Linked DNA regions of Homo sapiens: regions 1 and 2 are each linked to region 3. Evidence: chromatin loops called from intact Hi-C (ENCODE). Cell type or tissue: HCT116. All regions are shown on one strand. Region 1 has its middle 150 kb from the start of LAMA2. Region 2 has its middle 75 kb from the start of LAMA2. Region 3 overlaps ARHGAP18 (Rho GTPase activating protein 18).

Region 1 (2,500 bases), 840 kb before region 3:
CATAAGGAAAGAGTCAGATTTGGCCGCGTAGACATTTAAACAAAATTCGTAATAGACAATGAGATGAGACAAATGTTTGTAGTATTTACTGACATAATACAAATATTTTTGAAAAATTGGAATAATTCAATGAAAATGAGAAAAAGACAGTATATAAACAATTGTTAGGATATACTAATGGTAGAAAATATACAAAAGCTAAACTTCACAATAAGTAGATGCTAAGAAAAATGAGATACCCTCTTATTTGCTCTTTAGACTAGTGACGATCAGAAGATCTGATAACCACCAGTATGACAAGTTTGAAATGAACCAGCAATTTTTAATACACTGTTGATAGGAGGCTAAATTGGTGCAAAATTTCTGGAGGATTAGGCAATATAGTTTCATTCATTCATTCACTCAAAAATATTCTGTGTCTGCAATGTGCCAAGTATTATACTATTCTAGGCACTGGAGTTAAAACACGGAACATGATTGACAAAAGTCTCTGGCCTCATGGGATTTCATTGTATTAAAACTTAGTGTGCAAACCCTTTGACCCAATAATAGCACTTCTAGAAATTTATCTTACAGAATAGCTTGCAAAAGTGCACGGAGGTTTAGGTAAAATGATATTCATTGTAGCACTGTTAATCGTGTGAAAAATTAGGAACAAGCTAAAGTTCATCAATACAGGACTGATTGAATAAATTATGGTACTCATTGTGTAAAAAAGTTTCTGCAGCTATTAAAAATAGCTTAGGTAGATTTAGGTATATGGGTTTAGGCATAAAAATATTTACCTCTATAGACATATTACACTAAAGAAAATCTGGCAAAAAATCTGACCACAAATAGTTTCCTCTAGAGGTAAAATTATGGCAGACTTTCATTTCTTTGTGCATTTTAGAGTGGTATAATCCTGTTTTCCAAAGGCCTTGTGTTGTTTGTACAATTAAAATTTTAAAAATTACAATCTTATTTCTATTAATAAAAAATGCAAATTAAAACAACATAAGATATCATTGTTGTCTCTCAAATTGGTTTAAAAAAGAAGAAAAAAAATAACAGTGTTGGCAAAGATGTAGAGAAATAGACATCAATATATGGATGTTTTATTGACACCAGTTTTCTAGAGGACAGTAATTTAGCAGGGGCTAGCTCATGGCATTAGGCAATACTGCTCCCTAGAGGTCACTATCATTCTCTGGTCACACAAACTTTCAGACATCCCAGGGACTTAAAAATAGATGCCCAGCTAGGATTCTAGGCTTAAAGGTCTATGCATGGGGATGTTGCTTGACCATCCAGTAAACCAGCAAGCGGTTCATCTTCAATCCTGCCTTTGTCAACTGAGAAAGAAGTCAGTGAAATGAAAGGAGAGATGTGTTTCATCAGAGACCCAATGCTTGTGAAAGAGCAAGGTCTTGGAAAAGGAAGAGGTTTCTTAATGGCTAACAAATGAAAGAAAGCACCAGTATTCAGAGTTCCAGAAGAAGGCAGGGCCTGGTTCTGTGGGAAAGAGCAGGAAGACTGCAAGATCAGGGTATAATTCAGCAGGGGGACTACAGAACTGTTCATATCTCCCCGTACTCCTCTAGCCCAGTACTTACATGAGAAACAGTTAGGAGAGTAACACTAGAAAACAGCAAACTCCTACATTTGTATTATCACACTGCAGTACACTCATTTGGATTTACCAGCAGGGAGGCCAGTGATAAAGATACACATACCAAGGCCAAAAAGCATATCTGTCCACCTAACAATTTCACTGCTGGGAATTTGTCCTAAGGAAAAATACTTGGCATGACCACAGGTTTATGCACAAGAATGGTTATTGCAAATAGCAGAAATAATCTAAAGTCCAATCATAAGGGATTACTGAAATATATTTATACCATTATCATGTGATTGCATGCAAGGGAGCCTTAAAAATAATCTTGAACAATACTTATTGTCAAGGGAAAATGTTACAACATTTTAAGTAAAAAAAAAGAGACTGCAAAACATGTATCTCCAATGTTGTAAGAATCTAAAATAGAGGAATATATTCATATGATTAAGAGTATATGTACCAGAATGTTAACAGTGGTTATTCTGGATAGATGGGATTTATTTTTATGAGTGATATTTTCTTCTTTATTCTGTTGTTCACTTCTAAAAAAAAATTTATTTTTGAGAAGACTTGCTCTGTCACCCAGGATGGAGTGCGGTGGCAGGATCTCAGGTCACTACAACCTCTCCCTCCTCAGTTCAAGCGTTTCTCCTGACTCAGGCTCCTGAGTAGCTGGGATTACTGGCACCCACCACCACACTGGCTAATTTTTGTATTTTTAGTAGAGACGGGATTTCACCATGTTGGCCAGGCTTGTCTCGAACTTCTGACCTCAGGTGATCCACCCACCTCAGCCTCCCAAAGTGCTGGGATTACAGACGTGAGCCACTGCACCCGGCCCACTTCTAAAAATGTTTAATAAACATATATTCCTTTTATAGTTAGAAAATATTTAATCCAGAG
Region 2 (2,500 bases), 770 kb before region 3:
TCACTAATATGCAATTTCTTCATGGCCTATGTAGGCATTTGTGAACTTTGCTCAACATAATTATTTATCAGATAATTTTAAAGAGTTCTCAGGCTTATGCAAACTTGAGCAACATTTTTATTGACCAGAAAATATTACTGTTTCTTATTTCAATTTATATGTTACTACTAAAAGTGTAAATACATTTTGGCAATATGCAGTGACAATGACTTCTTTAATTCAGATCTCAATAAAAAGCAAAATATAATTAGCAACTAAAATGGAATGGAGTATTTAGAATTTCAGGCTATTTTTTAAGACTTTGGCAAGGAAGTCAGTAATTATTTCCAGACGTAGATTGATCCAATTCTGTTAATAGGATGATTTGCTGCAAATTTTATAGAAATTTACATTTCTATAAAATGCAAATTTTTCTAAATATTTATAGAAAAATGTTTATGAAGTGAAATATAATACAAGAAAAAATACTTTCAACTTATGAATTCTTCTTTTTTCATCTTATTTTTAAAGGTGAACAGGTGCTCTTTTGCCTAATTAGAAAGAACATGCTAAATACCATGTTGTTTCTCAGTGGGTATATCAGTTAATGTAATTAAAACATCTATTTTTTTCACTGGATAACCATTTCTCATGGTTAGCTAAAAAAAGTAAGCCAAGAGCTGTAAACAGATTTTACAAATTGAGAGGAAATGGAAAATATCGTCCTAATACCATTTTCTCATATGATAGAGCGCAGAATTTTTAACAAGCTATTTGGAGTAAAAGAATCCATTGATATGTGTTCAATATGTTTATGTTATTCAACATCTCTTTTAATGGCCTCTTACAAACTATTTGATGTTTCTTTTTGTACTAAACCCTTTTATTAAAATTATGTATCTTGTATCTCCTTATCCCAAAGCAAAACTTACACTAAACTTTCTTTTCTGTGGCCAGGTAGGACAGTGGTCAGTGCCTCCTGAAGTTACTGAAGGCATGATTCTTACTTGCTTCTCTTAGGTCTCTTAGGTCTGCTTTTGTATTCAGAATTTTTTTCTTAAGGTTGCATTTGTAATTTATTACTTTACCACAAGGGTGCACTAAGAAGCCCGCATAAACACAAGAATCAGCTACTTAATTTGCTGTGACTTATTTAACCAGAGCAATAAAACGTTTTTTCACTTGAAAGTGTTGGTACTCAAAGAACTTTCCTACATTGTTAGAGGTACTGTGCATAGGAGCAATACTATATTTCCCTCAAAAATAAAATACAAAAGATAGAGTGTGTTTCTATAAACTAATCATTAAATATTTAAAATATTTCATAGATTGTTTCAGGCATGAAAATAAATTCAGTCAAGGATTTTTTTATGTCGTTGGCAATTAAAAAATTAGTTTCCTCTTGGAAAAAAATTTAATTATTTGGGAGAAATTGTGATAGGGTTTTAGCATATATTCTAATTGTGAACTGTAAAACTTTATATCTTGTTAGCTTCATGTCAATTTTTCTTCATTACTTGAATTGTTACATAAAATTATCTATTGGGTTTTTATAAGCCTTACATAAATCAAGAAGCATTTAACATACTGCATATACAATCTGCACTATTGGAAATGAGGCGATTTCTTTTCAAAAATCAAACATTCACACCAACAATAGTGCCCCAAACCTAATTATGTCTCTATATTAGAAACACATCATGTCTGCCTTCTTATTGACAAGTGGCAATCATTTTTCTTTTAGATAAAGCTTTGCAATTGTTGACATATAGATCTGACACATCCTTTATTCTGCAGTGAACATTATTAACTGCCTATTGTATGTCAGGCACTGTGATAGATTTTGCAGAATCAAGAATTAATAACAGCAACAACAAAGACCCCTTTAAAGGCTTTCACGATCTATCAGGATGGTAGTGGAGATGGAGTTACTAGAGAGGAGTGTGAGGGGTCAAAGCTTTCTTCAATATGCATTGGAGAGTCTGCATTAGCAGAGTGAATTTATTTGCAAGGGACATAATGCCATATTATGTTTTTATGTTTGGTAGTGGAAGAAGCACTAGCTTGAGAAGCAGAAGTTTTCTGAGTTTTAGACTCAGCTCAATCAATAATACCTTGGAAAATTCAAAATATCTCATTTGCAAAATACAAGATGTAGAGTAAATGACCTTTCTATTTTCTCTGAGCTTTAACATGCTTTCATGTCACTTATGTGACTGCATAATTAAAAGATTTGCTCCATTACAATGCAAAAGAAACTGGATTGCAAACAATATTTTGTAGTAACAGGACAATACATATATTGTAAGCTTTTAATTTTGAATATAAAGACATTATTCATTTTTACAGTTTAGTTCAGCAGTGGGCATCTTGCCCATATGATAGGCACAAAATGACCCCTTACATAGAAAATAATCCTTTGAATACCACAACATTCCAGTCCACTGCTATTCATTATGGTAAATTTCTTGGTAGGCTAATTGGCTTGATGATGAAAAAAATGTAGAATATCAGTCCAAGA
Region 3 (2,500 bases):
CAGCAAAAGAAACTACCATCAGAGTAAACAGACAACCTACAGAATGGGAGAAAATTTTTGCAGTCTATCCATCTGACAAAGGGCTAACATCCAGAATCTTCAAGGAACTTAAACAAATTTACAAGAAAAAATCAACCCCATCAAAAAGTGGGTGAAGGATATGAACAGACACTTCTCAAAAGAAGACATTTATGCAGCCAACAAACATGAAAAAAAGCTCATCATCACTGGTCATTAGAGAATTGCAAATCAAAACCACAATGAGATACCATCTCATGCCAGTTAGAATGGTGATCGTTAAGAAGTCAGGGAACAACAGATGCTAGAGAGGATGTGGAGAAATAGGAACACTTTACACTGTTGGTGGGAGTGTAAATTAGTTCAACCATTGTGGAAGACGGTGTGGTGATTCCTCAAGGATCTGGAAGCAGAAATACCATTTGACCCAGCAATCCCGTTACTGGCTATATGCCCAAAGGATTATAAACCATTCTACTATAAAGACACATGCACACGTGTGTTTACTGCAGCACTGTTCACAATAGCAAAGACTTGGAACCAACACAAATGCCCATCAATGATAGACTGGATAAAGAAAATGTGGCACATATACACCATGGAATACTATGCAGCCATAAAAAAGGATGAGTTCATGTCCTTTGCAGGGACATGGATAAAGCTGAAAACCATCATTCTCAGCAAACTAACACAGGAACAGAAAACCAAACACCGCATGTTCTCACTCGTAAGTGGGAATTGAATAACGAGAACACATGGAGACAGGGAGTGGAACATCACACACCAGCGCCTGTCAGAGGTTGGGGGGCTAGGGAAGGGATAGCATTAGGAGAAATACCTAATGTATATGACAGGTTGATGGGTGCAGCAAAACACCATGGCACATATATACCTGTGTAACAAACCTGCACGTTCTGCACATGTATCCCAGAACTTAAACTATATTAAAAAAAAAAAAAGTTAATTATGCCTTCTTATCTTAGACATCCCTTCACTTACTTTCCCGGTTCACTGCCTTCCTTCTTGTCATAATCGTTCTGCTTGAAATGGACGTTGTGAAAAGCCTAATTTCAGCTTAGAAAAATGTCCTCTTCTACCGCCCTTCCCATTCAATGGATTAAGGATAAAAGCAGACAAACAGATTGAACATAGAAACTCTGAAATTATTTACAATTTCAGAATCGGTAATCAAAGCAAGAGCTCCACAGTGTTCTTACCTAGCTGCCTTGCAGATGCCTGGCACTGAGTCTTAGCAACTTCCCTATGAACTCGGGTTCATTTTAAAAACTTCCCGTAGTTTCGATTCAAAGGAATGCCTGACCAATACTGCCACCTACTGATGAGTAGGTGAGAAATCAGGACAATCAGATGGAGAGTCCAAACCAGTTTAATGAAAACGAAGACAGACAATAATGAAAAATTCCTTGAAGTCGGTAAAATAATCTGCCTTTCCCAGAGAGTACTAGTAAGGAATTTACATCGAATCCTACAGCAGCATTAAGCAAAGATTGTGTAAGTGCAAAGAATTACAATGACCTCTGATACAGTCTGGCTCTGTGTCTCCACCCGAATCTTATCTTGAATTGTAATCTGAATTGTAATCCCCATATGTTGGGGGAAGGATCTTGTGGGAAGTGACTGAATCATGGGGGCAGTTCCCCGTGCTGTTCTTGTGATTGTGAGTTCTCACAAGATCTAATGGTTTTGTGAGGGGCTTTTCCCCGCTTCACCCTGTGCTTCTCATCCTTCTCCTTCCTGGCACCATGTGAAGGACATGTTTGCTTACCCTTCTGCCATGACTGTAAGTTTCCTGAGGCCTCCCCAGCCATGTAAGTCAATTAAACCTCTTTATAACTCACCCAGTCTCAGGTATTTCTTCCTAGCAGTGTGAGAACAGATTAATGAAGCCTCTTTCAGAAAAGAGCATCACCAACGTTACCAGGACAACCAGTCCTCCTTTAAGAATTCAAATGTTTTAAACTCAAGGCAAATATATTTATTTTTATTTTGTCTCATACACACACAGAAAAACAAATAAAAATCTAGCCTGAGATTTAAAACTCACTAAGGAAAAAAAATCACAGCAAAAGCAGTAGGTTAACATCAGGATATTTATATTCAAGGCTCTATGGTATCAAGTTTTTTTTCTCTTTAGAGCCAGGCATGGTGGCATGCACCTGTGGTCCTAGCTACTCACGAGGCTGAGGCAGGAGGTTTGCTTGAGCCCCAGTGCTTGAGGCTGCAGTTAGCCGCGAATGCACTGCTGTACTCCAATCTGGAAAACAGAGCAAGACCCTGTCTCTAAAAAATTTGAGATTTTTTAAAGTCCATATTTTTTTGTTATTTAAACGTGATATTATTCAACATTGATGAACTTGGGTCGTGAGTTCTAAAAGGGATTCAAAATAAAATGGCATTTTCACTTTTTTAAAATTAAGATACTTTTTCATGATCAAAAATATGTTGTGTCTCCCTCCTGACC

The links. Hi-C counts contacts between places; a loop is a spot of excess contacts. Peaks named below come from ENCODE experiments on the same cell type or tissue, not always from the same donor. Only the 100,000 strongest peaks of a DNase experiment are listed, where the experiment ranks them.
Region 1: it touches region 3 in a loop (4-fold over the local background); 6 of 110 quality-filtered maps call a loop at or near these places.
Region 2: a loop joins it to region 3, with 4 times the contacts of the local background. A loop is called at or near these places in 5 of 110 quality-filtered maps.

The regions. Positions count from the first base shown.
Region 1 is chr6:128,730,178-128,732,677 of GRCh38, forward strand. No RefSeq gene overlaps it. Among named protein-coding and RNA genes, the nearest start is that of LAMA2, 150 kb to the right of the region's middle. In HCT116, a CTCF peak has its summit at 1,170 (motif pointing left); a DNase peak (open chromatin) is centred at 1,164.
Region 2 is chr6:128,806,690-128,809,189 of GRCh38, forward strand. No RefSeq gene overlaps it. Among named protein-coding and RNA genes, the nearest start is that of LAMA2, 75 kb to the right of the region's middle. In HCT116, a CTCF peak has its summit at 1,071 (motif pointing right); a DNase peak (open chromatin) is centred at 1,092.
Region 3 is chr6:129,574,141-129,576,640 of GRCh38, forward strand. It overlaps ARHGAP18 (Rho GTPase activating protein 18), which reads right to left. Exons shown (of 15, transcript NM_033515.3): 15 at 1,992-2,500. Among named protein-coding and RNA genes, the nearest start is that of ARHGAP18, 130 kb to the right of the region's middle. In HCT116, a CTCF peak has its summit at 1,353 (motif pointing left); a DNase peak (open chromatin) is centred at 1,341; H3K27ac peaks cover 1,552 bases.